Linked DNA regions of Homo sapiens: region 2 is linked to region 1. A link is a loop called in an ENCODE intact Hi-C map of the cell type or tissue named here. Cell type or tissue: K562. All regions are shown on one strand. Each heading gives the region's core, and the rest is flanking DNA. Links, peaks and the distances in the headings are about the cores only.

Region 1 (15,967 bases), core at 3,111-11,110:
ATCATTCTACTATAAAGACACATGCACACGTATGCTTATTGCAGCACTATTCACAATAGCAAAGACTTGGAACCAACCCAAATGTCCATCAATGATAGGCTGGATAAAGAAAATGTGGCACATATACACCATGGAATACTATGCAGCCATAAGAAATGATGAGTTCATGTCCTTTGCAGGGACATGGATGAAGCTGGAAACCATCATTCTCAGCAAACTAACACAAGAACAGAAAACCAAACACCACATGTTCTCACTCATAAATGGGAGTTGAACAATGAGAACACATGGACACAGGAAGGGGAACATTACACACCGGGGCCTGTTTGGGGGTAGGGGGCTACTGGAAGGACAGTAGGTGATGTGTTGATGGGTGCAGCCAACCACTATGGCACTTGTATAACTATGTAACAAAATGGCACATTCTGCACATGTGTCCCAGAACTTAAAGTATAATAATATAAAAACAAAAAGATTGAATTTAGATAAAATCTAGTAAGGATGTTTTACATTCATTGATCTAAGGTTGTCAATTTCAAAGTTTTATTTATATATGTGATAAGAGCAATATTTTGTTTGGTCCACAGTAATTCCTCTTTTTAAGTTATGACAATGCTCCCTTATCAAGAGCCATACCTGGCAAGTGCAAATCAGTTTCTTTCAACATGTGGAGAAGATAGCTCATCCACAATTAAGGCTGAGTCATTGTGCTTAGTGCTACCAGGAAAAAGAAGGATATGATATCAAGGAAGTATTTTCCAGAGAGAAAGAAAACAAAGTCTCTCCCCTTCCAGAAAAATATGGTCAGAAGTTGGATGTGCAAGTCTTAGGGTGGAGCATTGAGGAAGGATGCTGGTAGAAACAGCCAGAGAGGCAAAATGGACTTTCCAGTTACACTTCAGTGGATACTAGTCTAGAGACCCCTTCTGACTATCCACCAGGTCACAAAGACCAATAGAAAGTCATTTATGAATGCTCAGTGCCTGCACTGCTGAGAGAACTTTCCCCTACAAATGCTATCTTGAGTAGATAAACAAAGAGGGGAGGAACATCCCTAGTATGGAGCTTATATGGTTTGGCTCTGTGTCCCCACCCAAATCCCATCTCGAATTGTAATCCCCAAGTGTGGAGGGAGGGACCTGGTGGGAGGCAATTGAATCATGGGGGCGGTTTCCCCATTTTGTTCTCCTGATAGTGAAGGAGTCCTCACAAGATCTAATGGTTTCAAAGTGGCAGTTTCCACTGCACTCATTCTCCCTCTCTCTCTCCTGCCACCTTGTGAAGAAGGTTTTGCTTCTCCTTCACCTTCTGCCATGATTGTGAGTTTCCTAAGGCCTCCCCAGCCATATGGAACTGTGAGTCAATTAAACCTCTTTTGTTCATAAATTGCCCAGTCTCAGGTAGTATCTTCACAGCAGTGTGAAAATGGACTAATACAAGTGATGACCCTGGAATTGATGAAATATTTATCAGAACACAATTGTTTCATCCAGAAGTTACTTTAATTGGCAAGTTAAAGTCTTTGTTGTTCTATCATTGAACTGTATACACTTAAAGATGGTTAAGGTGTTACATGTATTTTAGCAAAATTTTAAAATATAAGTCTCTTTTGTTTCGTTACTTTCCTCTAACACCACTGCAGGTATAGGAAGTAAAGAAGGTTTTGAAGTTTTTTTTTTTTTTTGCACATCTAATATAATATAACTAAATCTAATCTTGAACACCTCCCTGCCTACACACACACACATACACACACACACACACACACACTTTCTGTTAAAATTTATGACTTTCAGCCCTAGGATCCTTTTCAAACTTTCCTTTCTTTTAAGGATTCTCCTTTTCATAAGTGGAATTCCTCTAGGGTTTTGAGTTTCAGATGGGATGTAAGACTGGATTTTTTTTCCCCTAAAGATCACATAATCATATTCAGTCACATCTTACTCATAAATATAAAATTACAAGCCCTGCACATTAACTTGTCCTCCTCCAAATCTCAAAATCTATAGTACTTGAGGAAGTGAGAGCTTTGAGGAAGTCATGTGTTCTTATTATATTCCAAAGGGCATTTTGGGAGTGGGTCGTTCCACCCCTCTTTTAAAATAATGTTAGTAATATTCTCCTCAGTATTTCCTGCCCATCCCTTCTCTATCTCTAATGTATGCTTGGAGCAGCTTTCCAAAACTCCTTAAACCAAATCAAATGAAATGGAATATGAAACTAGCTTGGTCTGTGCCACTTATGAATATGTGACCTGTGACAATTATTGAAGCTCTCTGACCTTTAATGTTCTCCTTTATAAAATAGGGAAAACCTAAACGTTTAGAGGTTTGTTGTTAGAATTAAATGAAATAAAGAATGCAAACCACTTACTCAATCTAAGTTGCTGTGATGAATATCTTCTTAAATTTAGCCCCTTTCATTTCTTATCTTTCTTTTTTGTTTTGTTTTGTTTTTTTGAGACAGGGTTTCACTCCATCCATTCAGGCTGGAGTGCAGTGGCTGATCTCGGCCCACTGCAACTTCCATGTCCCGGGATCAAGAGATTCTCCTACCTCACCTCCCCAGTAGCTGAGGCCACAGGTGCACGTGCCACCATGCTTGGCTCATTTTTAGTATTTTTGGTAGAGAAGGGATTTCACAATGTTGCCCAGGCTGGTCTCGAATTCCTGAGTTCAAGCAATCCACTGGCCTCTGCCTCCCAGAGTGCTGGGATTACAGATGTGAGTCACAGGTGCCTGGCCTCTCGTTTTATTTTTTCCCCAACTCAGTTCAGTGAAGCTCCTCTCATTTCTACCTCTGTCTTATGGAACACTTGTGAATAAATTTCCCTGTGCTTTCAACATTTTCTTTTATTCATTTAACAAGCACCTACTATAGACCAGATATAATGCCAGCTTCTGGTGATCCAAAAATGAATAAGGTACAGATGGTTCACGATGCCCTCAGAGTAGCAGAGAAGACAGATGCTATAGAAGCCCAGAGTGGGCAGCAACTGACTCTGTCCAGAGTGGGAGGAGGGTGAAAGAAGACTTCTTAAAAGAGAAAACATTTGAGCTGCACAAGAGAGGAGGGAGCAGGCTGCTCATGGTATGTCTCTTGGGCCTCTTCCTTATGAAGAGGATGCCAAGGTTTTCCATGAACCTCTGGGCTTTAGTTTGAAACTCTGCTTTCTTCACATTGCCCTATTTTTCTGAAAACCCTCTACAATAGGATTGAGACACAGAAAGGATACATTTCTTGTCCTTGTGGGGAAATAAAGAGGAAAAATTGTTGTTGCTTTTTTCTCTTTTTTTTTTTTTTGAGACAGGGCCTCATCTTGTCACCCAGGCTGGAGTGTGGAGTGTACTGGCCCAGTTATGGCTCACTGCAGCCTTTCTACTTCTTCTTCATGCATATATTCTTTCATTCTTTATCCACTCCACAACCATTTATAGAGTACCAGTTAAGTACTAGGCACTGTGCTAGATGCTAGAGATACAGAGAGATAAGAAATTTAGTCTAGTGAGAGACACAAACAAGAAAATCAAAGATTACTCTGCATTTATGAGAGCTCTAACAGAAGAATATTAGAATATTCAGGGGGCTGGGGAGCAGTGTTAGGGTGACCAACCAACCCAGTTTACCTGGTACTGTCTCCAATTTAGCACTGAAAATCCCACATCCTGGAAAACTCCTTAGTTCTGCACAAACTGGGACAATTGGTCATCACAGCTCAGGTCATCACAGAGCAGGCTCTCCTAATGCAGCCTGGCATGGGGGCAAGAGTATAATCATGTTAGAAATGATTCCCAGCTTAAATTTAATAAAATACTGATGGATAAAGACATTGGAAACATTCATCAAGTGAATGCTTTTAGCACATGTGAACTAGATTACATTGGGTGATGGGGAAAATCCTAGTAATGTGCCCACAGTTCACGTGGAACATTACTCCTAGAGCTGTATGAAGATTAAGTGATTTAAATATATTTGGGTGTCTGTTACCTGAAAAGATAATTCTGACAAAGTCACTGCCTGCGAGGAGCTTATATTTCAATGAAGATTAAGCTATATATACAAATTATTATAAAGTAAGTTATAGAACAAACTGAAAGCAATTCAGATAAAGGACAGTGGGAGTCAGAGGATGTTATTATTCTGGCCTGGAAGCAGGGGTGCCTTAGAGGATCCAGGGATGACTTCATGGAATAACAATGTAGGTGAACAAAGGAGAATTACAGAAAGGATGAGAAAGAAGGTGCTCAGATGGAGAAGCAAGAGCTCCTGCACAGAAGCAAAGCCAAAAACACACCTGGCACCTCGGGCTCTGGAGAGAATTGTTGAAATTGTGGGATAGAGTGACTCATTCCAAGCTTTCTTGACTTTTTCTCCCTGAATTTTTTTTTTTTTTTTTTTTTTTTTTTTTGAGACGGAGTCTTGCACTGTCGCCCAGGCTGGAGTGCAGTGGCGCAATCTCGGCTCACTACAACCTCCACCTCCCAGATTCAAGTGATTCTCCTGCCTCAACCTCCCAAGTAGCTGGGATTACAGGTGCCCACACCCACACCCAGCTAATTTTTTGTATTTTTAGTAGAGACAGGGCTTCACTATGTTGGCCAGGCTGGTCTCGAATGCCTGACCTCACGATCCACCTGCCTCAGCCTCCCAAAGTGCTAGGATTACAGGCGTGAGCTACCGCACCAGGCCTCTCCCTCAAAATTTTACTTCCACAAAATATTTCCCAGGGACTCTGCAATAATGTGCTCATTTGGAGTTAGTTGGACTGTGGCTATATATTTTTTTAATTAGAGTCAATATATCAAAATTTTGTTTTCCAAAAGCCTTCTTCACAGTGCTAACAGTTTAGTTGAGCAGAATGTAGACACTTCAGGGACTACTCCAGTGTGCTTATTCACCACAGAGTTCATTTTTCAAGCTGAAACTGAATGATAATTGATAGTGTTGGGGCTCAGAACACAATACCCCAAAGTATGGTGCTTTGGCATGCTGAGTACATAAAACTAAAGGAGATTGCAAGGCTTCAGAAGTAGCCTCAGAAGAAAAGCCTCTCTCTGACTGTCTCCTACCCTCCTTTCTCTTGTCCTTGTCTCTCCCCTGAAGTGAGTCATAGAAACCAGAATTCTTCTTCTTCAAGGTAAGTCATAAAAACTAGAACCCTTCTCCCTCAAAGCAAGCCATAACACCTAGAAAGGTTACTGTCTCTCTTCTCCTTCTTCCTTGAAGATCCTCATTTCAGAAGGGGTCCTGCCCCGTTGGCAGGGAGGAAGTTTCACTACACAGTGAGGCCAAGATGAAGCTGGACAGGCCTTGCTGAGCTTTCCACCTTCATCTGTTACCATTGGGTTATACCCCTTTGTCCAGTTACCTATCTGTACAGCTGTTCATTCTTTATAGAACCTAAGCAGTTTTCCCTTGGTCTTTGGGTCTTCACTTCTGAAGACTCTTGTGTCATGTAAAACTTTGATTTTAAAAATATGTTATGCTTTTCTTTTGTTAACCTGCCTTTTTGTTAGGAGTATTAAGTGTCGGCTGTGACCTTTATGATGAGCGAGGAAAGGTATCACATCTTTCCACTCCTACAATAGCAAAATTCAAATTTCATGATCTCGTTTTTCTATTGCTGGTGCCTCCCAGTCTCTCATTCTAAACTCCCATAAATTCACTCACACTGTTCATCCTTGCTTCTCTCTCTGCTCCCCTCCTTCACCTCTTGGGACCATAACATGCAGTTTTCACGTCTCATTTCTCAGCAAAATTATGAAGTGTGTTGAATGAATTCACATTAATAATATTTTAGCTAACAACACTTGGAAGAGTCTACAGATCATTTACCAAGGAAACTAAATTATTTCAAATACTGGTGTCAAAATAAATGAACCAAGCCTTCTCTGACGTAGTAGCTTAACATTTTATTGTGAGTGTGAACACAATTCCCTAATCTCCAAAATACAGCAATCCTTACTGGGTTCTTTCTTCATTAGTGAGAGTACAAAATGTTCTGCTATAGATTTCCCCATAACTTGTAGTGGTGGAATAGGGCATTTCTTTCCTGAAGTAATTCAAACTAATATGGAACTCTTTTCTAATATAAAGATGTCTTTAGAACACCTTGGAATTATTGCAAACGATAAGTAGAATTTATTAACGTTATGAATCAAAGAGAAATGTTGTGTGTTTTTGTTGTCATTAAATAAAATTTAGAGGTGAATCTTTTCTCCATTTTTTTTTTGCTTAATCATGACTCTGTTTTTTCTCTCTCCTAATAGGTTCTCTTCAGTTCCAAAGTATTCCCAGCTGCCGAGAGTCACAAATTCTGTCTGAAAAGCAGGGTGACCTTTTCAGAGAGGAGCCAATGTTTGGAAGCTGAAATACAGAGGAAGGGAGAAAGTTTACTGAATGTGTGCTGGAAGAGGAGAGCTCATTTAGCCAGCCCTCTTCCACTTCACTCATTCCCAACCCCACCCCTACCCACATATTCCAACTCCTCCGCCTCTCCATTCCTCCCTAACCTTACTGGACAAGTAGGACCGCCAGCTATAGGACTGCCAGCTACAGGGATGTGGTAGTCCACTCGGGCTCTTTGAAGTCTTTAAAATTCTCCCTCGGTGTCTGCTTCTTTCCTGGGGGCAGAAAGCAGCACATGGCACCTCAGATCCATGGAACACAGCCCACCACTCCTGAGAAGCAGAGTCGAGGAGCAGCCGACCTGACTTGGAAGGCAGGCTAGCTGGGTTACCCCTGCCCACTGCCAGTTACACAGATTAAACATTTTGTCTGGATATGACCAGATGTCCTCAATTCCCCAGGCTTGAACACACTTACCCTTGCTTCTCCAAATTGCTTTGCATGCCTTACCCACCCCCTCATCCCCACTATTCTTAGCTCTCAAAAAAAAAAAAAAAGATGCTGCAGTTGTCATCCATCTTCCGACTTTTTATCATAGCTTTGCATACTCTTTTCAAATATTCTTTCTCTTTCTCCCTCTTCTTTTTAGCCTCACAATTTTGCTTTTTGTAGACCAATCAAAGATTTCTATGTGTGTCTTCAAAGAAATATTACAAGACAAACCCTCTCCTGGTACAAGAGCTACAGAATTATTTGCATATATAATCTCTTCTTGTGCCTCCTGCTAGCATGGGCCTTTTCGTCTTCAATCCTCATGGTATAACAAAAGAATAAATTATGGTACTACTGATAGAACGTTAAACTGACAATCTTCTGAGGCACCGGCAGTTTAATGGAAACCAAAGAAAATTCAAGATTATACATTTTCTCATAAATGTATTTCTTTTTCCTGTCTTCTCTTTCACATACTATCAATTTTCTTGCCTTCTTATTATTCAGTTTCCTATCTGTCAAATAACAAACCCAAAGCTGCCTTCGAGCCAATCTCCTGTCAATGGAACCGTACTTGCTGATAGAGGATTAAGGTATTGGCAAATCTGTTACAAGGTGTTTAGGTTTATAATTAAAGATTTAGTTAAATTAATAAACAGCAGCAATTTCAAGAAGACTAAAAGGATTGCCTTACCTGATATTTTGCCTCCTTTCTGACTACTAAGGGAAGATGTGAAAAGTGAAAATGAAGGTGTTTATATAGTGCCATCTAGCGACAGATACCTAAAAAAGCTCTGTATCATTTATTGATTGCACAGAGAAAACAAAATCCTTCTACTGGGGTCTGCTTTGGAATCTCCAGGTTTAATTCTAGTTTTTGGGCTTTTGGGTTTTTTTGTTTAACCTTCTATGGGGATAATTCAATCCTGGGGTCTCTTTTGTTTTCACTGAAAGTTTTAAGCTTTAATCTGCTTTGTGGAGAGCCAAAAACATGAAAACTCTTTCAGTATCCAGAGGAACTGCTGCAGTGGTATTTTAACTTTGGACTTTTTCTTGCTATCCCGGTTCTGTCTGTCACACTAAAATAAAACCTTGATTCTGCGAGGTATAGGAAAATATGTTAATAAGCTAAGAAAATGGAAATGATCATGTCATCTAAACCATAATATTGCTCCCCTCTTCCAACTCTTCTCACTTGAATTTATATTTCTCAAATTTTAAATATATGGACATGAAAAAACAAAGATGTCTTCAATTATGCATATTAAAAATATACACCTATGAGAACCATAACCAAGTTTTAGAAGTTGGCCCACTGTTAGCAAAGTTCAGAATGAATAAACAACCCCTATATATATGGAAAGAAACAAAAATTTAAAAAACCATCACCAAATCAGAAACTGCTGTCTAACTTAAGTGATTCATGTTTCCCAGAATCAGCTTGTCCTTTTAAAGGCTGATCTCTAACTTGAGACTGGCTTTGCTTTGACTGTGAGATACTTCTAAGATCAGGTCTCCATTCTGATCCCACTCACCGGCTGCTCTGTTTCCAAAGTACTTCTGCCTTCCCTAGGGGGGTCTCCTCCTGTACAGGCACTGAAAGACTGATCAAATCTGCATGTGTCAATCATTGCCTACTTCCCAGCTGGTGATAGAGGTAGATTCCTACCAAATTTACTCGGAGGACTTGACTTTCTCAGGACCTCTTCCTGTTGTGCATTGTCATGATCTTGCGGCTAAACTAATAGATGTGAAAGTGAATTGAAATGTAAAACATGCTGGGCAAGTCTAAAATGCTTTGAATGATAGGAGGTAATTAAATGAATGACTTTCAAACCTCACTTGATGCCTGCTGAGATATCCTATATCTACTGATTCAAGGGCCAAATCTCTAATTTCCCAATACCACCCATCACTTGGAAGTTTCTCTTCAATACATTGATCTTCTCATGGTTGCCTGATGCTTAGTTATGAAAGGGTTTCTTTTGTCTTGATCTTTTCACCATAAAGATAGGAAAGGCTGGGCATGGTGGCTCATGCCTGTAATCCTAGCACTTTGGGAGGCCAAGGCAGGTGGATCACTCGAGGTAAGGAGTTTGAGGGCAGCCTGGCCAACATGGTGAAACCCCTGTCTCTACTAAAAATACAAAAAGTTAGCCAGATGTGGTGGTAGGCACCTATAGTCCCAGCTACTCCAGAGGCTGAGGCCTGAGAGTTGAACTCGGGAGGCGGAGGTTGCAGTGAGCTGAGATTGCGCCACTGCACTCCAGCCTGGGCGACAGAGCAAGATTTGGTCTCAAAAAAAAAAAAAAAAGAAAGAAACAAAAATAAACTTAATTTTTCAGGATGGTAGATTTTAGGACACTATACTTTCACCATGTTAATTAAAATAAGAGTAACTGAGTGAGATGTACCTGCCTAAAGCAGTTTTAGTTAAAAAGAACTCACACCTCTTTTTTTTTTTTTTTTTTTTTGAGACAGAGTCTTGTTCTATTGCCCAAGCTGGAGTTCAGTGGCACAATGTCAGCTCTCTGCAATCACCACCTCCCGAGTTCAAGCGATTCTCCTGCCTCACCCTCCCGAGTAGCTGGGATTACAGGTGCCCGCCCCACACCTGGCTAATTTTTGTATGTTTAGTAGAGATGGAGTTTCACCATGTTGGTCAGGCTGGTCTGGAACTCCTGACCTTGTGATCCACCTGCCTCAGCCTCGCAAAGTGTTGGGATTACAGGTGTGAGCCACCACGCCCGGCCAACACCTCTGATCTTAATTTCAGCTAAATTACTGCAGAATTTTTCTTTAAGAAACGAGATAGTGATCTCCTAATCTCTATGTTTCAGTACCCTTCCCTCATCCCCAATTCAAAGTCTCCTATTTTATTGACTGCATTAGCAGTGATTTCATAATTGGTAGTTAAAATTGGCATGCAGTGAAGTTTTAGCGGTTGTTGGGATCTTTGTTGATTAAAGAGTTTTAAATTAAATACTAGTTTAGTACTTGATGTTATTTGAAGGGGGCAATCTTCCACAGCAGGAATTTTTGTGGAAGAATGCCAAGTAATGCTTACTTTATGTCTCACTTCCAGTGCTCTCTAGGGGTGCCAAGTTTATTATGGGTTAGAAACTGAACAGGCTTAAGTGGTCCATTTCTAAAATGTAATCATTGAATTTTCATATAATTTTATGAAGGCAATTTAATTATTTTATAATTACATAACCAGAACATAATACGATGTAAAGTCATGATGAATACACTGTCTTGTCTTAAGTATGGCAAAAAACCTTAATCAAATCATATACAGAGATTCAATTAAAGTAATACATAATCTGTTTTGGCATCTCTCTTTCTTTCCTTTCTGAGTAGGCATTAACCCAGAGTTTTCCTGGGAATATGGTTTTTTTAATAAGCCTTCCTTTTATTTATTCTGGCTTTCTAGTAACCTGTAAGACTATTTTGTGTTGCTCTTAAGTAGCATAATGAGACCCAACAGTAAGACACGAGAGTAGCTCTACATGAGAGGACCCTCCTCTTGGAATCTGTCCGCTCACGTTTGGCCTCTGCTCTTGTCAATGTCGTGCAGATAGAGCAGGCATAGATGTTGGAGGTTGGGGTTTATTCTCTGCCCCACTTAAAAACAAACAAGCAAATATGTCTGTGATGTCCAAAACCTATTAATGGAATCTAGATTTCTTATTAAAGTTTCATTAGTTTTATGGATATAATTAAGAGACGAAAGGACATTCCATCTTATAAGATAAACTCAAATGCTGCCGAGAGCTCTAAGGGACTAATGACCTCTCATATTAGAGTTCTTCTTATTTTTAAAGAAATTTTTTATGCTTCAGCTACTAAAGAGACAGTGACTAATAGGGATGAGCATAAATAGATATTTGTATCTTTATGGTTTAGAATTCAGGTCTGTAGAAGCAATATAACTATATGTTCAACAATAGGGGCAGAATAATTCCTGTGTGTTAGGGACAGGGGTGAGAGGTACATTGACAGGAACTGGCAAGGACAGATATTATGGGTTCCATCAGGAAAGAGACATGAGCCTGCTTGGACATCACACCTCTACAAGGAGAAAACTCAGTGTGGAAATGTTAGTGCTGCTGACAAACTGGGCACTAGGGCTGTGGTATGGGGAATCTGATTGAACTGTCTGAGCTTAACATAGGTAGTGGGGAGAAACTAGACTGCTAGCAGATAGTAGCAGATAGTCCTCTGAGGGAAGATGTATGTAAAGGCTTGAATAGGAGCTGGACCAGAAGATTCCATAACCTTATATAGTGTCAATGGCAGAACAGCAGAGGACTAGCAGTGACAAATGGGTCACAAGACATCAAAGAAAAATGCAGCAGCTGCGACTGTAGACTAAAAAATCAAAGATGTTCTCTACTCAGAATGTAGCCACCCTCAGCACTGAGGGTCCTGGTATAGTGGAGGAAGTATTTCAATGATAAATAAGACTTGTACTCTAATGGGATATATATAAATAAATAGAGAAGTATATAGCTAGTTCTATACATATATATTTATCTTTTTATATTTACGTATAAAGACATTTATACATATAAAATACTAGTTATAGAAAATTTAAAATATGGCCAGGCACGGTGGCTCACATCTGTAATCCCAGCACTTTGGGAGGCCGAGGCGGGAGGATCACCTTAGGTCAGAAGTTCAAGACCAGCGTGGTCAACATGATGAAAATCCATCTCTACTAAAAATACGAAAATTAGCCAGGCATGATGGCACATGGTAGCCTCTCAGCTACTAGGGAGGCTGAGGCAGGAGAATCACTTGAACCAAGGAGGTGGAGGTTGCAGTGAGTCGAGATTGCACCACTGCACTCCAGCTTGGGCAACAGAGCAAGACTCTGTCTCAAAAAAAAAAAAAAGAAAAAGAAAAAGAAAAAGAAAAAGAAAAAAGGAGTTCCAGACCAGCCTGGCCAACATGGTGAAATGCCATCTCTACCAAAAATACAAAAATTAGCCAGGCATGGTGGCATGTGCCTGTAATCCCATGTATTCAAGAGGCTGAGGGAGGAGAATCCCTTGAACCCAGGAGGCGGAGGTTGCAGTGAGCCAAGATTGTACCACTGCTCTCCAGCCTAGGTGATAGAGTGAGACTCCATCTCAAAAAAAAAAGAAAAAAAGAAAAGAAAATATAAAATATTTATACATTCTACATTTAATATATATTTTTCAAGTAAAGGCTTTATTTTCATATAGAAACCAAGGACTACAGAACAGCCTCCAGATTCAAAACTTCTGTTTCAGTAATCCTTGGTTTGCATATTAGGTAGGAAAGATTCTAGGAGTGCTAGATCTTTACAAGAAAACTTCTTAATATCATCCTTTACTTCCACCTTCATAATCCCATACATACTATATACAGTTTTAGGTCTATATTAAACTGTTCAAAGAGGACGGGCCCAGTGGTTCATGTCTGTAATCCCAGCACTTTGGGAGGCTGAGGCAGGTGGATCACCTAAGGTCAGGAGTTCGACACCAGCCTGACCAACATGGTGAAACCCCTTCTCTACTAAAAATATAAAAATTAGCCAGGCATGGTGGCGTGTGCCTGTAATCCCAGCTACTCAGGAGGCTGAGGCAGGAGAATTGCTTAAATCCAGGAGGCAGAGGTTGCAGTGAGCCGAGATCATGCCGCTGCACTCCAGCCAGGCCCACAGAGCCAGACTCTGTCTCAAAAAATAAATTAAATAAATAAATAAATAAATAAATAAGCCTGGGCGCAATGGCTTACACCTGTAATCCCAGCACTTTGGAAGGCCGAGGCGGGGGGATCACCTGAAGTCAGGGGTTCAAGACCAGCCTGGCCAACATGATCAAACCTTATCTCTACTAAAAATACAAAAATTAGCCAGTCACTGTGGTGGGCACCTGTAATCCCAGCTACTCAGGAGGCTCAGGCAGGAGAATCACTTGAACCCGGGAGGTGGAAGTTGCGGTGAGCCCAGATCGCGCCAGTACATTCCAGCCTGGGTGACAGAGTGAGACTCCATCTCAAAAATAAATAAATAAAATAAATAAAGTGGTCAAAGAAAGGGAAAAATGAAAAAGGTATATTAATAAAGAGTTACTCAAAATCATGTTAGATGAAATGTGTTAGTCTTAAAAAATAGTTTTTGGCCAGGCATGGTGGCTCACGCCTGTAATTCCAACACTTTGGGAGGCCTGGGTGGGTGGATCACGAGGTCAGGAGTTCTAGGCCAGCTTGGCCAAGATGGTGAAACCCCGTCTCTACTAAAAATAGAAAAATTAGCCAGGCGCGGTTGTGGGCGCCTGTAATCCTAGCTACTCAGGAGGCTGAAGCAGGATAATTGCTTGAACCCGGGAGGCGGAGTTTCCAGTGAGCCGAGATCACACCACTGCACTCTAGCCTGGATGACACAGCGAGACTCCATCTCAAAAAAAAGAAGAAAAAAAGAATAATTTTTAAAGTAGGATGCAATCAGAACTTTTATACATATATAAAATTAACACGTCAAAGATTTTATATAGCTTTGTAATTAATGAGGGAAGCAGTAACATGCTACAACTGATTCATAGATAGGAGAATTAAAAATATCACATATATAATAAGCAATGAGGAAACAAATCTATAAACAAATGCAAAAGCCGTTGGTGTGAGGCAGCCAATAGTGAAGGTGGCTACATGGGTTGCCATGGGGACAGGGCTGTTTCCAGGGAGGCTGTGATGGGGTAACAAGTGCATGACAATGGGAGTTACTCTCAGCAAAGAATGTACAGCAAAGGCAAGAGTAACAGCAGCATTAACCCATGTGACAGCCACACCTTGGTGAAGTTAGCACTTTACATATATGAATATCTGCTCCATGTAGGAGTTCAGAGATCATCCCGAACATTTTTATCAGAGATAAGATGGGGGAAAAAATTGGGAGAACCACCAGGATTCTTACATTCCTGGTGTTGTGTATTTTGGGATCTCTATTTGGCAGCTCCAGAGCCAAAGGAAACATGTGAACACTCAAGTGTAACAAAAAACTTCCATGATTATCTTTTTATATCACCTTGGTACCCTGGAGGTCCAAGGTTCCCATTGAAGATACCTAAAGAGGCACTTGGAAGTATCCTAGGAAGTCAGCCATTACTCCCCAGTGGAATCCAACTTGACAACAAGGACATTTAAGTATGGGTGGGCCAATTTCTCCAAGAGGAATGGTGCCCTGAGGGCCACAGTCTGATCCTTGGTTGTCAGTACAGAATGATGAAGGTGCAATGAGATGCCCAGTGAATGCTTTAGGTGGCTCTGGAATGCCTAGAATGAACATGGGTCTGGAGGGTGGCAGATCTTGGCCAAACCCAACAAATGCCAATTCAGTACCATACTCCTCAACATCTCCTGGGAATTACATAGGCCCTCCAGGAGGTGAGGTCCACAGGAACACCCGTCATGTCTAGTCTAGCAGATTTAATCAACCCTGGAGATATGAATGAATGCAGTATGTTGTAGACCTAACAGACCTAATTTTCCAGTGGAATCTGGGTCAGATGGTACCATGGATGGAGTAGGAGGAGGAATGGAGTCACATCACATGAATGGCTTTTAGGCTCAGGAGATATGGACGGTATTTCTAAGAATTCTCCTGATAAAATGAGCCTGAGTAATCAACTGGGCTCAGGGATAATTGCAAAACTGGGGGAAATTTTTAAAATCCTTTTCAGGGAGTTACTCCTCTCGCATAACAGTGAGTGTGTGATCCATTACCAAGTACCCTCATGTAAACCACAGTGAACTAGCCCATCACAGAACTATCATAAAGGAAAATTATTTATCACAGCGTACATTTAAACAAAGGAATCTGTCCGGGCGTGGTGGCTTACACCTGTAATCCCAGCACTTTGGGAGGCCAAAGTGGGTGAATCACTTGAGGTCAGGAGTTTGAGACCAGCCTGGCCAACATGGCAAAATCCTGTCTCTACTAAAAATATAAAAATTATCCAGGCATTGTGGCACATGCCTGTAATCCCAGCTACTCAGGAGGCTGAGGCAGGAGAATCGCTTGAACCTGGGTGGCTGAGGTGGGAGGATTACTTGAGTCTAGGAGTTCAGGACCAGCCTGGGCAACAAAGTGAGATCGTGTCTACTACCAGCTAGTCAGGAGGCTGAGGAACAAAAATTGCTTGAACTGGAAGGCGGAGATTGCAACGAGCCAAGATCACACCACTGCACTCCAGCCTTGGTGACAGAGTGACACTCTGTCCCCCACCCCAAAAGAAAAGAAAAGGTACAAAGTGGCATATTAAAGTTGACTTAAACTGAACTGCAAATAATTATGTTTGTATGTATATGTGTGGGAAGAAGAATGTACTGTATCTGTGTGTGTTATATGGACATATACACAAACATACATTGACCCTCAGGACATTGTAAAATATTATCACATAACATCTTAGGTAGAAATAAGTAGGGATATTTATTCCATCCTTTATTCACATTAACATTTTAATTACTAAAAGTTGCTTCTGCATCCTCCCTGAACTATTGTGTGCTATCTATGTCCCTGCTTTATGCAAGTTCATTCGTCCGTTCTTTCTTTTCTTTTCTTTCTTTCTTTCTTTCTTTCTTTCTTTCTTTCTTTCTTTCTTTCTTTCTTTCTTTCCTTCTCTTTCTTTCTTTCTTTCTTTCTTTCTTTCTCTTTCTTTCTTTCTTTCTCTTTCTTTCTTTCTTTTTCTTCCTTCCTTCCTTCCTTCCTTCCTTTCTTCCTTCCTTCTTTTTTTTTTTCGACAGAGTCTCACTCTGTCACCTAGGCTGAAGTGCAGTGGGACAATCTGGGCACACTACAATCTTCACCTCCTGGGTTCAAGTGATTCTCTTTCCTCAACCTCCCAAGTAGCTGGGACTACAGGCATGGGCCACCATGCCCAGCTGTAAGTTATTTCTTAAGGTGAACTCAGATGTTATGTTTTTGTAAGTGTCTGCAATCATGGACAGGAATAAAATCACTTAGTTGAGAGTTTATATTAAAAAAAGTAAATAAATACAAAACTTGCTTATTACAGAAATGGAAATAAAGAAATCAGTTGTGTTTCCACCTGACAAAATTAATTTGCATGTTTGTGAATATGAGCTTGTTTGC
Region 2 (15,967 bases), core at 2,774-10,773, 940 kb before region 1:
CTGTGTAACTGCTTTATCTCTTATCCTGTCTGGAAAGACCTGAGAATTATTCTCCAATGATCTAAGCTTCTCCTTTAGGGTACTGCTTAAATACCACCACATCCTGGAATCTTTTTGTGACAAGTCTAGCTCATCTTGATCTTTCTCCGTAGCCATGACTGTCTTTATTACACACTTTGACATTTAATTTTATTTCTGGTTATGATACACTCCTGAGAGCTTCCTATTGTAAAAGATTAGGTGTTGCCTTTATAACTAAATTGTAGATTATCTTTTTTTTTTGAGACGGAGTCTCGCTCTGTTGCCAAGCTGGAGTGTAGTGGTGTGATCTTGGCCCACTGCAACCTCCAACTCCCTGGTTCAAGCAATACTCCTGCCTCAGCCTCCCAAGTATCTGGGATTACAGGCACAATGCCAATACGCCCAGCTAATTTTTGTATTTTTAGTAGAGACGGGGTTTCACCATGTTGGCCAGACTGGTCTCGATCTCTTGACCTTGTGATCAGCCTGACTCGGCCTCCCAAAGTGCTGGGATTATAGGCATGAGCCACCGCGCCTGGCCTGTAGATTATCTTTTTTAAAGACAGAGAGTCTTCCATATACTTCTTTTAAAACTTCAGTAGTATCTAGCACCATGCTAGGCACAAAGCAGAAAATTAGTAAATACTTTTTGAATAGGATTAAATAGAATGAGTCATGTATCTTAGCAAGAGGAATAAATACAATACCACAAACGTTCACTACCAGATGGCCCCAAAAAGAAGAAAAGTACTTCTTGTCTAGATTATATTTTGTAGTTAACAAAAGTAACATATAGGAGATATTTCTGAATATTTTGTTTTGCAACCACAAATTTAATAACTGTTAGGATTATTGTCAAAATACTAGTTGAATCTCTTATGGAACTAGAAATGTCATGGGTTAGCACCAATCTCAAAGAATATTTCTGGACATTTTTATATCATGAAGAGATTTTTGGCTTTCCTGGCACTATAGACAGTCTTCTGGACCTCTGGTGATCAGCCCTCCTGGCCCTGTGTGGTCTGTAGTGTATCCTGGGAATAGACTCCTCACATCCTGTTCACACCTGGGAGACAAATCTCAGCCTCCTATCTTCACACCACTTCTCCTGAATCACAGGCTGGTGTCTTCTCATCTGCCTTGCTCCACTCCTTTCTGATATCTGCTCAGAGGACCCTTTAGATAATCATCATGGACAGTCACACATGGAGAGTAAGGATTCAGAATGATTCTTCTTTACTCAGCTATCCTGTGACTGTCTCCAATCTCTTTAAAATGACATTTGTGTGACATCCTAGAGAAGAAACAATGAAATTGAATGCCAGCAGTGTCCTGGTGTTTATAGGTGGAATACACATATTATGTCATATAAATAGTTGAAAAAACTTGAAGTTGATTCGTTATAGAACTTGCCCCCAAATCAAATAGCTAACAATCTATACACTGTAGAGCCAGATCTGACACCAGAAGCTATTTTGCTTCCATTTGGCCATGTGGGCTGCCTATTGGTTCTTTTTTAAAACAAAATAGCTGGCCAGATGCAGTGGCTCACGTCTGTAATCCCAACACTTTGGAAAGCTGAGGTAGGTGGATCGCTTGAGCTCAGGAGTTTGAGACCAGCCTGGCCAACATGGTGAAACCCTATCTCTGCTAAAAATACAAAAAAAAAAAAAAAAAAATTAGTTGGGCATGATGGCACACAGCTGTTGTCTCAGCTACTCGGGAGTCTGAGGCGGCAGAATCACCCAAGCTAAGGGAGATTGCCTACACTCCAGCGTAGGCAATCTGAGTGAGACCCTGTTTCACATACATACATACATACATACATAAAACAAAATAGCTAAGTTTAATTGAATACTTTTCTGACAGACACTGTCTGTGGTAAATTGTTTGCTGGCATTTATTTCATTCAATCCTTATGAATTAGGAAGTATTATTAGTCCTGTATTACTGATGAGAAAACTGAGGTCTAAAAAGGTTAATTAATTTGCCCAAATACAAAACAGACAGTAATTGATGGAATTAGAATTCAAACATAGGTCTACCTCACACCAGAGCCTGAGCCTTCAACCACCATGCTCTGACATCTTTTTAACATTGTGCTATTCATTTTGTTCTATCCAATTAAATACCAATACCTGACACCCAGAAAAGTTTTTGCTTTAACATCTAAGAAATTATTATTTAAATCTGCCACATCTCCTTTGCAGAACAACAAGAATTAATAAAGTTTTTTAAAAGTTTCAATTCAGTGGAGCAATTAACATAAAATGGTTTTATTTTGCCCCAGTCATTGTTTTAAATCATTCTCCACCAGCTCTCCCTCTTGTTTCTCTTAGTGCCATTTCGGTAAGAGCCCATAACTTTCAGTTCACTCATTCTTTTAATATTCTTTTAATTAAATACCTAACATATGCTAGGCATTATTCTGAGTGCTGAGAATACATCAGTGAACAACAATTAAACATCTGTGCAGTTCAAAATGTTATATCCAATTCAAATGTCATGTCCTCTCCCTGCAGTAGGAGAGGCCTGCAGTAGCAGTTAGAGAAAACCCATCTGTTCTTTTACTCTTTCTCTGAAGCTAGCACTTTGAGGAATTTGGGGGGAAATGTTTGGCTCGACTCTGAGAAACCTCCTCCCTCTTTTTGTTAAAGACTACTTCTTCAAATACGTTGGAGAAAAGAAGGAAGGGCATGGAAAAGGGCAAACATCTCTTTTATTAACTCGATTATTAACTCCACTAATTCTCTCTGGCAGGGTCCAAATCTGGCCCTCTGATGTAGGATGTCTGGCTTCAGCCTAGCTTCCTTACACTTCTTCAGGTCCCCAGGGATGCAGAGGCCTCCTCTGCTATGGCCGCTTGACCTTGGAAACTCATGTACCCATACCAGATCCACTGATGGGAATGTATACAGCTTACAGCCACCCTGTCTGTCTGGCTCTCCCTTTCCCATTCTCTTCTCTGCTTAAGTACACATACCTATAACTGCTCACGCTGAGGAGGGGAAAAGAATGCCCCCCAGTCTTTCCTTGAGGACACCATAAGCCTTTAAGAAGGAGTAGCATGCACCAAGAAGAGGGGAGGAAAAAGCCACTACATTACCCAGTAGGCCAAACCATGGTTCCAGCAAATTTCCCTGCCTCTCACTAGCTCAGCCTTCTGGAAGGGGGTGGCTGTGGTTTGTGGGGTTGGCAGGGCTGATTCTACTTTCTGAGGTAGATGGCAAGCCCCACTTGTTTGGTGACTTCCTGATAGTGTGGAATAGTTAACGTATCTTTGTCCTGAAGTTTGGGACCCTGATGACCAATTCTAGGGCAAACATCCTGTTACAAAGGCAAGAAATTAATGAGTTAAATGATGAGTTTATTATAAAATTATGGTCAACACCCTACAATTATATGTTATAATATTTTGTATAATATGTAGAGCAATACTAATCAAACAAATAGTTATACTAGTAACTTTACCTCCTTCTCCTTTCCATCTTACCTCTGCCTAAATGTCCCTGGTCAGAAGTCCTTAGTCACCGACGGGATTTAACTCCAAACTCCTTTTTTGACATTGATAATGCTCCAGTCCTTATTTCTGTACCCAGACCCTCTGCTCCCCCAGGTCAGGACACTTGGGCCTGCTGAGTCCAGCTCACACACAACTCTGCCTTTGGTCTGACTCTGTTTTTTGTCTGAAATGCCTACCTACTTTCTGTTTGTCTAACTCCAGGCTTTCCTGTAGGTTTGCCTTTCAAGCCACTGTGCACTATAAGGCCTTCCAGAACTGCTCTTCCTCTGGATTTCTTAGCACCCACATTTCACCATTAGCCTAAGCCGTCTTCTCTTTCAGCGTTCTCTTTTTCTTCCCGTACTCTGTTACCTTACTAAATTATACATCTCTCAAGGACAATAACACTTTTCTTAAGCTTCTCCGTAGTGTTATGCTTGTTCAGTGCATATATGTTTGCTGATGGCAAAGAATAATATTTTGGAAATAATTTCATGATTTAAAAATCTAAAAGATATTAAGATATACTGAAAAATAAGTATTTGATTATTTAAAATGTTACAAAAGAGGAAGGTTTCCTACTCCCTCTCTGCATCCACATTTTCATGGAACAAAGGCCTAGGTATAAGCTGATTTAGATTTGCCCCCATCTAGAAATTTAATCAAAGTCTTAGAGCTGGAGAGAACATCAGGGTTACTGAGTCTCCCTCTCTGCCTTAGGGTTCAATACAAAATTTAACACTGTTTGATTTGGAACTAGGGAATGGTTTGGGGACAGTAAATGTTGAGGCTAATTAGGTGATTTAGATAATCCAGAGTCTGTGTAAAATTAAAATCCTATTTGTAGTGAGACTCTGAACTAGCTTTCTCAGCCTTTTGCTCTACCTCCTGCACAAGAATATGACTCAGAGCTGGGAGTAATGGCATGCTTAGCCTTGGATAGCTGTCCTCCTCTGCTTTCAGGATCCATTTTCATTACTCTATCATCTTCCTCTTTCTTTCTTTTCTTTTCCCTTGTTCCCCTAATGTATCAATTGGAAAGTATCTAGCATTTCATGGTACAATAGAAAAGGAAGTGGACTAAAAGGAAACCTAGATTCTATTCCCATCTTTTTCACCAATTATGTGATCTCAACCACCACCACACCACTCTGGGCTTATTTCTTTGTTGATAGAAGTGGGGATGAAATTAGGTAATCATATTAATGTCACTGGTTTTTGTATAGACCATTATATGTAACCGTTCACTTAGTTATTGGCGTACCCACCACATTGTATCGTGTGAAGTATAAACACTTTTTTTCTTTCTTTTTTTCATAAGGTTATAGCTCAGCAAGTGTCAGATAAACACTTGGAAGAGGGTCGGCTTTATCCTCCTTTGAATACCATTAGAGATGTTTCTCTGAAAATTGCAGAAAAGGTAAAACCACTCTTGTTCAAGCTTCATTATTTTTCCTTCCTTTTCTTGCTAAATATGCATTTTTAAATATTAAAAATCTGCTTCCTTGAAATGTATATCTGTATCAACTTACTATGTCAGAAGTCAGAGAAATGAGGCACACTGACACTGTAGAGCTTAGGAGCTACATTTGCTTCTCAGAGAAGAATGGAAGTATTGGGCCGAATAATTAATTTCCCTCTCTATCGTTCTTTTTTTCTCCTAAAATTTAAATAATTCATTAGGGCTTCCTGTCAGCCAGATTTCTCCCATTTCACCTTTTTAAAGTTGTTCTTTTCTATATCACATTAGTGATAATTAACCAAAATATTACAGATATGTTAGAGTAACATTTAGACCTTGAACCACCTTCCATATCCATGTCACTATGATGTGTGGCATCATAAATGACAGATCACAACTGATAATACTGGGCGGAAGGCAAAATAAAGAGGTCAAAGAACTTGAAAGCTGTTTGGGTGGCAGATGAGCTACTGAAGGAGTTAGCCAAGAAGAACCCAAAGGCAGAGAAATTTTCTGTAACTAAACTGGAAGATAAGTGGACTTTTTTTGCAGTGTAATTGTATTAGTTTTCTTGGGCTGGGATAACTACATACCACGGTTATGTAGTAACTGTTTTTAAATATTCAAGCCACAGACTGTGTGGCTTAAACAACAGAAAACTATTTTCCCATAATTCTGGGAGCTAGAAGTCTAAGATAAAGATGTTTGCAGGTTTGGTTTCCTCTGAGGCCTCTCTCCTTGGCTGGCAGATGGCTGCCCTCTTTCTGTGTCCCCATATGGCCTTTTCTCTGTGTGTGTACACGCTTGTGTGTCCAAATTTCCTCTTCTCTTAAGGACACCTATCAAATTGGATTATAGACCATTCTAACCGTCTCATTTTAACTTAATTATCTCCTTAAAGGCCTATTTCTAAATACACTCACATTCTGAGGTACTAGTGGTTAGGGCTTCAACACTGAATTTGGGGTGGGAGGAACACAGTTTAGCCATGACAGTAGTTATATGTTTAAATTGGGGTTTCTCTACTTCAGCGTTGTGGACATTTTGGGTCAATAACCATCATGCGGCTGTCCCAGGCATTGTACAATCTTCAGCAGCATTCCTGGCCTCTGCCCACTAGATGTCAGTAGCATCTGCTCAGTTGTATCAACCAAAGCTGTTTCCAGACATTGTCAAGTATCCCCTTGGGGGCCAAATTGCTCCAGATTGAAAATCACTAGCTTAAGCTATTAGCAAGTTATCTAAACAACACCATTTAAGAGTCACATATCATTATTTATCTCGTTGACTGAAGGCAGTCTCTTAAAAAAAGAAGTAATTCTCTAAAAACCTTTACATAATAATCTGCTTGGTTATCTATGAAAAAGTATGTTCATATATTCTACTAATATGTATCTGCTAGTTTTTAAGTAGTTTAAACTATTAATATACTGAATAGCATATTATCATTTTAAGTTCATTTTGGAGATTTAAATGAAAAAGAGTTAGCTTATGATTAGAGGGGAAAAAAAGCAGGGGACAGCAGGGGAGTGCCAAAAGATTCAGATATCACACCTAGAATAATGGAAGAATACAGAGTGCATACACAGAAATTGAGAAACTAGAACAAAGAACCAACTTCAGAGAGGGAGATCATGTAAGTGGACTGCAAGTTTGAGGTATCAATGGCACATTCAAATGTACCATTTTATCAAGTAGATAGAAATGACTGAAACTTAAAGAGAGGCTAGATAAAAGACCTGGGCATCTTCTGCATGTGGTAACTGGTGAATATCTAGGAGTGGGTGAGGTTGCCAAGAAAGCAAGTATAGAAAGGAAATAAAAATGAGAATAGAATATAGTTTATTATTCTGTCTAGAAGACAGAAGAAAGATGCCAGTTAAGAAGAGAAGTGGTCAGGATTTTAAGAGACTCCAAACTGAGCAGCATGTCAATAATTAGGAAAGAGACAATTTCAGAATGGGAGTGGAAATTGTGACCAACACAGCCAAATCCTGGAGAGAAAAACAGATGCAGACTTTTATTTGGTACTTAACAAGTTATCAGAGACTTTTACAAAAGAAATTTCAAGATGTACAGGAGGTTCAGAAGGCAGAGAATTAGGAAAGCAATAAAATATAAGCCACTCTGTCAGAGAGTTTGGCATTGACAGGACAGAGAGAGTGAAGATTTCATTGGGAGAAGGGATTATTTCTATGGTATAACTGGGAGCAGAAAGAGGAGATGAATTTCCACATAGTCTATGTCAGTAATGAAACAATGTGTTTTATTATAAAATTAACATAGCCATCTTAAGTAGGCATGAGGGATCTTTTTGGGGTGATGGAAATATTCTAAAACTGAATGTGGTAATATTGTTGCACAGCTCAGTAAATTTACAAAAATAATTTAGTTGTACACTTAAAATGCTTGAATTTTGTGTGAATTATATCTCAATAAATCTGTTTAAAAAGTAATACTACCATATTATGGGCACTTTGGAAAACAAATAGAGAAAAGGAAAATAACCAATATCCTATTTTTCTAATATAAGTATTATTTTTTTTCCTGTGTTTGTTTTGAGTCTTTCGTTTGTTTATTTTCTAACATTATTATAATTATGAAATATACATATTGTTTCCTGCTTTTTCATAGACATTTCATAATACAGCACAGTATTCATAACCTTAATTGTTCATAAATGCATAGTTTTACATTGAGATGAGATAATCATTCTGATATTCTTTGAAATCAGACTTATCAAAATAAGTCAGTCATATAAATATTGTTTTAAGAACTGATGTGAATTCGGCTGGGCACGGTGGCTCACACCTGTAATCCCAGCACTTCGGGAGGCCAAGGCAGGTGGATCACCTCAGGTCAGGAGTTTGAGACCAGACTGGCCAACATGGCGAAACCCCTTCTCTTCTAAAAAAGTACAGAAATTAGCCGGGTGTGGTGGCAGGAGCCTGTTAACCCTTGGGAGGCTGAGGCAGGAGAATCGCTTGTTTTTTTGTTGTTGTTGTTTTTTGTTTTGTTTTGTTTCGTTTTTGAGATGGAGTTTTGCTCTTGTTGCCCAGGCTAGAGTACAATGGTGTGATCTCGGCTCACTGCAACCTCTGCCTCCCGGGTTCAAGTGATTCTCTTGCCTCAGCCTCCCGAGTAGCTAGGGTTACAGGCATGCACCACCACACCCGGCTAATTTTGTATTTTTAGTAGAGATGGGGTTTCTCCATGTTGGTCAGGCTGGTCTTGAACTCCTGACCTCAGGTGATCCACCTGCCTCGGCCTCCCAAAGTGCTGGGATTACAGGCATGAGCCACTGTGCCAGCCAGAGAATCGCTTGAACCCAGGAGGCAGAGGTTGCAGTGAGCTGAGATCGTGCCACTGCACTCCAACCTGGGTGACAGAGTAAGACTCCATCTCAAAAAAAAAAAAAAACTGGTGTGAATTAAATAGTATATATGAAGTGATTAATTTTGATGAAGAGAATCCATTTAAAGAAAGTAGGGAAAGAGAAGATGTATGAAGACACTGAGGAGATAGTCTGAGTTGGTCAAAAGGGAAATTAAGGTCATTTTCTCTGAGTAGTTGAAATTTTCTCCCATGATGTGATATGATGATGTGATTCTCCAGTGAGTGATGAGAGTCAAATGGAAGCTTGAAGATGGGGGAAGGTTTGGAATTGCTTTTTGGGAACCACAAGAGGAAGTTTTAAGTAAAGAGAGAAAAAAGTATAATGTGCAGACTAGAAAAAAAATATAGCACCACAGAAAGTTTACTGCATCGTTCTAGGATGCACAGCCACAAAAGGAGAAAGCCAGCTCTGAGGGGTCCCCAGACGAGGGACTAGAATTATGCATGAAACACAGGGCGTGATGACCAGAGAATCTGTGACGCTGGCAAAGAGTGCTCATCCTGACTGTGGTGTCTAGATGATTAGCTGAGCAAGATCAGGAGACCCTGGGGTACAGGAAGAGATTTTGTAGGAGGCTGTGGTGAGAATAGGGATTCTTGAAAATTCAAGGTTCAAGTTTAGCAGGACTATTTAGGTATTTATTTCAAGTTAATTGTCAGTCAGGTCATGTCAAGACTTTGAACACTGGCTTCTCTGAGAAATCCAGATGTGATAGTACTTGAATCAGTCTCACCTGGTCACACTTTCCTTAGTTGCTGATGTCATTTTTCTCTCTCACTATATGATTTATAATTGCATTTTCATTTTATATCTTCATTGCTTATATGTGCTTTTATTATAATACACTTAATGTTTTTGCAAACATAGGATACAGTGTTTTTGAAATGGATAAAAACTTCCACTCACATGGGCTCATGATTACCTCTATTTATTAAAATAATTAATATTCTTTTCTTATATCTAGATTGTGAAAGATGCATACCAAGAAAAGACAGCCACAGTTTATCCTGAACCGCAAAACAAAGAAGCATTTGTCCGCTCCCAGATGTATAGTACTGATTATGACCAGATTCTACCTGATTGTTATTCTTGGCCTGAAGAGGTGCAGAAAATACAGACCAAAGTTGACCAGTAGGATAATAGCAAACATTTCTAACTCTATTAATGAGGTCTTTAAACCTTTCATAATTTTTAAAGGTTGGAATCTTTTATAATGATTCATAAGACACTTAGATTAAGATTTTACTTTAACAGTCTAAAAATTGATAGAAGAATATCGATATAAATTGGGATAAACATCACATGAGACAATTTTGCTTCACTTTGCCTTCTGGTTATTTATGGTTTCTGTCTGAATTATTCTGCCTACGTTCTCTTTAAAAGCTGTTGTACGTACTACGGAGAAACTCATCATTTTTATACAGGACACTAATGGGAAGACCAAAATTACTAATAAATTGACATAACCAACATTAAAACTCATAATTATTTTGTTGACCATTTTGTTAAAATCTACTTTTCAAAAAAAAAAAGCTAGAAATGAATCTAGGCGTAGGTGAACTTTTGCTAAGCAGAAATAACACTACTTTGTTGCCTAGAGAAAGATAACTTCTCAAGTATTTTTATTCCAGTCCTAGATCATATATGTTCTTTTGTGCAACGGAATTCTAACAGTTCTAAGAGAAAGATCACTGCTGTTTACAGCGCCTTGTGCAGCCTTAGATTTTAATATTCTTTTGTCATTGTTACATCTCATAGAGTAAAGCTCTTATTACCTTGATCCTGAGTCAGAAATCCCACCTGAAATCACCTTTTTTCCCCCTTGATCAAACATCCCATCCTTCAGCTACCATACTGTTGCTACAGGGATTTTGTGGACTGTGGCCCCTGTCCCGAGGTTGGCACCTTCAGTTCAGCACAGCCTGAGCAGTGAGAAGGTCTGAAAGGAGAGTATATAGTTAAGATCCTTGAGAAAGGGCTGCCTGAGGAACTGACCTCTTAAAGATCTCAGGATCTTTAAGACAACAAGTTAGGTTCCTACTGGAGTTACCTGCCAGAATGGCCTCTTAATTAACTCAGGTAATGAAGAGCTAACTGTGTTATAATCATCTTGCTTTTGCCTGAATTTGGAGAAAGTATTATAATTAAGTTCCCAGTATCAGAAATGTCCTTACATAAGATTAAAATATCTTGATGACTAATACCATTCTATGAGAAAGAGTAGTTATATGCCCAGACTGTATTAATTTACTTTAGAAACTAATGTTTGAAGTAATGGAAAAAATTTTAAATTATAAAGCTAAGGTGCAATAACATTTGCTACTTATTTATAGAATTATTTGAAGAATTTTGTTTTTGAAGTAATGCTTTAAGGAGTATAAGATATTCAAGATAAATTATACTATAAAATGATTTTATTGAAAGTTGAAGGTTACACAAATTGTTTTAGGTATGAGCAGAAGAGGTTAAGGTATTTCTAAAGGTAACATATAGTCAAGAGTTTCCTCAAAATAGTTATTTGGAGAAGAATCAGAATGTCTGTGTATTTCTTGTCTGTTTCTATGTTGTCTTATAGCTCTGACTAAATGTGTTTACCTATGCAAAAGATTTATTAAAGCATAGAAAAGGTGAATGAATAAAAATATAAAATAATTGTCCTTTTTCTTAAAATGTTACATTGTAATGCTTGGTCTTGGGGTCATATGATTATGTGTGACGAATTTCTAAAATATTCTAATAACTGCTAATTTCAGTATAAACATCATTCATTTAAAACATATGTGGCTGGGCACAGTGGCTCACGCCTGTAATCCTGGCACTTTGGGAGGCTGAGACAGGCAGATCACCTGAGGTCAGGAGTTCAAGACTAGCCTGGCCAACCTGGTGAAACCCTATCTCTACTAAAAACTATAAAAATTAGCTGGGCTTGGTGGCTCATGCCTGTAATCCCAGCTACTTGGGAGGCTGAGGCACGAGAATCGCTTGCACTGGACGTTGCAGTGAACCAAGATCATGCCACTGCACTCCAGCCTGGGGGATGGAGTAAGACTCTGTCTCAGAAAAAAAAAAATATATATATGTAATCACATATTCTGGACACTGTGATGTGTGAGCCACTTCCTTGTCCTCAGGGAAAGATAATGAAATAAGCATTAGATAGTTACTTACTAGGTGTCAAGTATCCCACATACATTATTTTAATGTAGTCCCCTCACTTTCCTTATGAAGTTGATATTTTAAGTAACTTGCCAAGTCCACAGAATAACTGAAGAAAGTAAGCTTTACATCCATATTCATCTTTCTTTATAGTTTGTTCTCCTTTCCATAGGCTACAGTCTAGAACAGCACTGTCCCATGTGTAATTTTAAATTTTGTAGTAGCATCATAAAAAAAAGACACAGGTGGAATTCATGGTAATAATATATTTTGTTTAAACCAATATATCCAAAATATTACCACTGCAACATGTAATCATCATAAAATTATTAAGATAGTTTATTTTGTTCATATTTTCTTCGAAATCCAGCACATATTTTACACTTACATTTTAATTCAGTTCAGACTAGCCACAGGTCTCAGTAGCCACATCTGGCGAGTGACACTGTATTGGACAGTGCAGGTTTAGAAGAGACAGTTATATACCAATAGCTGTAAAACTGCATCTCCATGAGAGAAGTGAAGTAGAAGTCTGAGGGAAATGTTTACTCAAAAATATTTTGGTAAATAATGCCTCAATAAAGTAGATAAAAAACTAATTTGTGCCAGCCTCTCTTCATAAGCCAGCCATGCATATTAGGAAGGGAGCACAGCCCCAGAACAAGAAAATTATTTAACAATTTTTTATAGAACGCTCACTTTGCTATTAACCAAAGAAATGTAAAATGCTACTGGAGCACACATGGAACAAATAAATTATATAGTGAGAAGGAGATGTCAGGGAAGAGAATATAATAACATTAATGTTAATAAAATTAGACAAAAAGAAAAATGGAAAAAGATAACTTTATCACAAAAATAGAATATCTAAAGAATTAAATGTACATTCTAAATATAAAAAATAAAATATCTGAAATTAAGAATTCATCAGACAGATGGTTTAACAGCCAACTAGAGGTCATAGAGGAAAAGATTAATGACCTCAAAGGCAGGTCATTAGAAATTACCTACATTTTTTTAACTTTTATTTTAGGTTTGGAGTTACATGCAAAGGTTCATTATATAGGTAAACTTGTGTCATGGGGGGTTTGTTGTATGGATTATTTCATCACCCAGGTATTAAGCCTAGTACCCAATAGTTATTTTTTCTGCTTCTCTCCCTCCTCCCGCCCTCCACTGTCAAGTAGACCCCAGTGTCTGTTGTTCCCTTCTTTGTGTTCATGAGTTCGTATCATTTAGTTCCCACTTATAAGCAAGGACATGTGGTATTTGGTTTTCTGTTCCTGTGCTAGTTTGCTAAGGAAAATAGCCTCCAGCTCCATCCATGTTCCCACAAAAGACATGATCTCATTCTTTTTTTATGGCTGCATAGTATTCTATGGAGTTCATATTACCACCTTCTCTTTATCTGATCTGGCATTAATGGGCATTTAGGTTGATTCCATGTCTTTGGTATTGTGAATAGTGTTGCAGTGAACATTTGTGTATGTATGTCTGTATGGCAGATTGATTTATATTCCTCTGAGTATATACCCAGTAATAGGATTACTGGGTTGAATGGTAGTTCTACTTTTAGCTCTTTGAGGAATCTCCATACTGCTTTCTACAATAGTTGAAGTAATTTGCACTCTCACCAACAGTGTGTAAGTGTTCCCTTTTCTCCACAACCTTGCCAACATCTGTTATTTTTTTGACTTTTTAATAATAGCCAGAATGTCATGAAGTCATTCTCACTGGTGTCACAATGAAATTGTATCTCATTATGGTTTTTGATTTGCATTTTTCTAATGATCAGTAATATTGAGCCTTTTTTCATATGTGTGTTGGCCGCATGTATGTCTTCTTTTGAAAAGGGTCAGATCATGTCCTTTGCTCGCTTTTTGATAGGGTTGTTTTTTTCTTGTAAATTTGTTTAAGTTCCATATAGATGCTGGATATTAGACCTTTGTCAGATGCATAGCTTGCAAATATTTTCTCCCATTCTGTAGGTTGTCTGTTTACTTTTACTCTGCTGATAGCTTCTTTTGCTGTGCAGAAGCTAAATTTAATTAGATCTTGTTTGTCAATTTCTGCTTTTGTTGCGGTTGCTTTTGGTGTCTTTGTCATGAAATCTTTGCCTGTTCCTATGTCATGAAATCTTTGCCTGTTCCTATGTCAAGGATGGTAATGCCTAGGTTGTCTTCCAGGATTTTCATAGTTTTGGATTTTACATTTAAGTCTTCAATCCACCTTGAGTTGATTTTTGTATATGGTATAAGGAAGGGGTCCAGCTTCAACCTTCTACATATGGCTAGCCAGTTATCCCAACACCATTTATTGAATAGGGAGTCTTTTCTCCATTGCTTGCTTTTGTTAGCTTTGTCAAAGACCAGATGGTCATAAGTGTATGGCCTTATTTCTGGGTTCTCTGTTCTGTTCCATTGGACTATGTGTCTGTTTTTGTACCAGTACCATGCTGTTTTGGTTACTGTAGCCCTGTGATATAGTTTGAAGTTGGGTAATGTGATCCCTCCAACTTTATTTTTTGCTTTGTATTACCTTGGCTATTCGGGCTCTGTTTTGGTTCCATGTGAATTTTAAAATAGTACTTTCTAGTTCTGTCAAGAATGTCATTGGTAGTTTGATCAGAATATTATTGAATATGTAAATTGCTTTGGACAATATGGTCATTTTAATGCTATTGATTCTTCTGATCTTTGAGCATGGGATGCTTTTCCGTTTGTTTTTGTCTTCTCTGATTTATTTGAGCAGTATTTTTTAGTTCTCCTTGTAGAGATCTTTCACTTCTCTGATTAGCTGTGTTCCTAGGTATTGTATTCTTTTTGCAGCAATTGTGAATGGGATTGCATTCCTGATTTGGCTCTTGGCTTGGCTGTTGGTGGTGCCTAGGTATGCTAGTGATTTTTGTACATTGATTTTGCATCCTGAAACTTGGCTGAAGTTGCTTATCAGCTGAAGGAGCTTTTGGGCCAAGACTATGTGGTTTTCTAGATATAGAATCATGTCCTCTGCAAACAGGAATAGTTTGACTTCCTCTCTTCATATGTGGATGCCCTTCATTTCTTTCTTTTGCCTGATTGCTTTGGCCAGGACTTCCAATACTATCTTGAATAGGAGTGGTGAGGGACAGCATCCTTGTCTTGTGCTGGTTTTCAAGAAGAACGCTTCCAGCTTTTGCCTATTCAGTATGATGTTGGCTGTGGGTTTGTCATAGAGGGCTCTTATTATTTTGAGGTATGTTCCTTTAATATCTAGTTTACTGAGAGTTTTTAATATGAAGGTATGTTGAGTTATATTGAAAGCCTTTTCTGCACCTGTTGAGATAATCCTATGGTTTTTGTCTAACATAAACAGAAAATTTCCAAATGGAAGCATAAAGAGAGAGCAAGAAAGGAAAAGAGAGAGAGAGATGTTGGCTAAAATGAGGTGGTCTAATATACGTGCTACTGGGTCCTGTAAGGAAAGAAGAGATACTGGAGTACAAATATTTGAAGAGATAATGGAAAGAAATTTTCTCAAATTAATGAAAAGCATCAACTGATAGAGCTAGCAAGCCCCAAGTAGGATCAATACAAAGGACACCATACCTAGGGATATCATAATCAAATTGCATATCAAAAATAAACAGAAAAATCTTAAAAGCAGCCAAATGAAATAGGTATACAATGCCTTCAGAAGTACAATAAGAATGACAGCCAACATCTCGGCAGAAAAATGAGATAATAGACATTTTTAATGTGCCAAAAGAATAAAATTTAGCATTCTTTTTTTTTTTTTTCCAGACGGAGTCTCGCTTTGTCGCCCAGGCTGGAGTGCAGTGGCGCGATCTCAGCTCACTGCAACCTCCACCTCCTGGGTTCAAGCAATTCTCCTGCCTCAGCCTCCCAAGTAGTGGGACTACAGGCACCCACCACCATGCCTGGCTAATTTGGTTTTTTTTTTTGTATTTTTAGTAGAGACAGGTTTTCACCGTGTTAGCCAGGATGGTCTCAATCTCCTGACCTAGTGATCCACCCACCTCGGCCTCCCAAAATGCTGGGATTACAGGCGTGAGCCACCGCGCCCAGTCTAAAACTTAGCATTCTATACCTAGAGAAAATATCCTTCAGAAATTAAGGCAAATAGAGACATTTCAGACTAATGAAATCTGAGCTAATTCATGGCCTGCAGACCTACACTGCTAGAAGTACTAAAGGAAGTTCTTCAGTCTGAGGGAAAATGATCCTAGATGGAAACGTGCATCTGTGGGAAAAAATGAAAAGCACCAGAAAGAGTTGGGCCCGGTGACTCATGCCTGAATCCTAGCACTTTGGGAGGCCAAGGTGGGCTGATCATGAGGTCAGGAGATTGAGACCATCCTGGCTAACACGGTGAAACCCCCGTCTCTACTAAAAATACCAAAAAAGAAAAAAAAAAATTAGCCGGGCAT

Evidence for each region. Peaks named below come from ENCODE experiments on the same cell type or tissue, not always from the same donor. Only the 100,000 strongest peaks of a DNase experiment are listed, where the experiment ranks them.
Region 2: it touches region 1 in a loop (4-fold over the local background); 11 of 110 quality-filtered maps call a loop at or near these places.

Annotation. Positions count from the first base shown.
Region 1 is chr6:82,262,616-82,278,582 of GRCh38, reverse strand. LOC105377874 (a long non-coding RNA gene) reads right to left here and starts at 7,145. Exons shown (of 3, transcript XR_942737.3): 1 at 6,826-7,145; 2 at 6,513-6,623; 3 at 5,893-6,366. It also overlaps the pseudogene LOC100132659. RefSeq lists silencers at 584-784, 13,377-13,671. In K562, for the core only: a CTCF peak has its summit at 7,619 (motif pointing left); a DNase peak (open chromatin) is centred at 7,622; H3K27me3 peaks cover 516 bases.
Region 2 is chr6:83,205,474-83,221,440 of GRCh38, reverse strand. ME1 (malic enzyme 1) reads left to right here. Exons shown (of 14, transcript NM_002395.6): 13 at 4,845-4,943; 14 at 9,347-11,039. The coding sequence ends at 9,517. Among named protein-coding and RNA genes, the nearest start is that of RWDD2A, 20 kb to the right of the region's middle. In K562, for the core only: a CTCF peak has its summit at 6,106 (motif pointing right); a DNase peak (open chromatin) is centred at 6,090.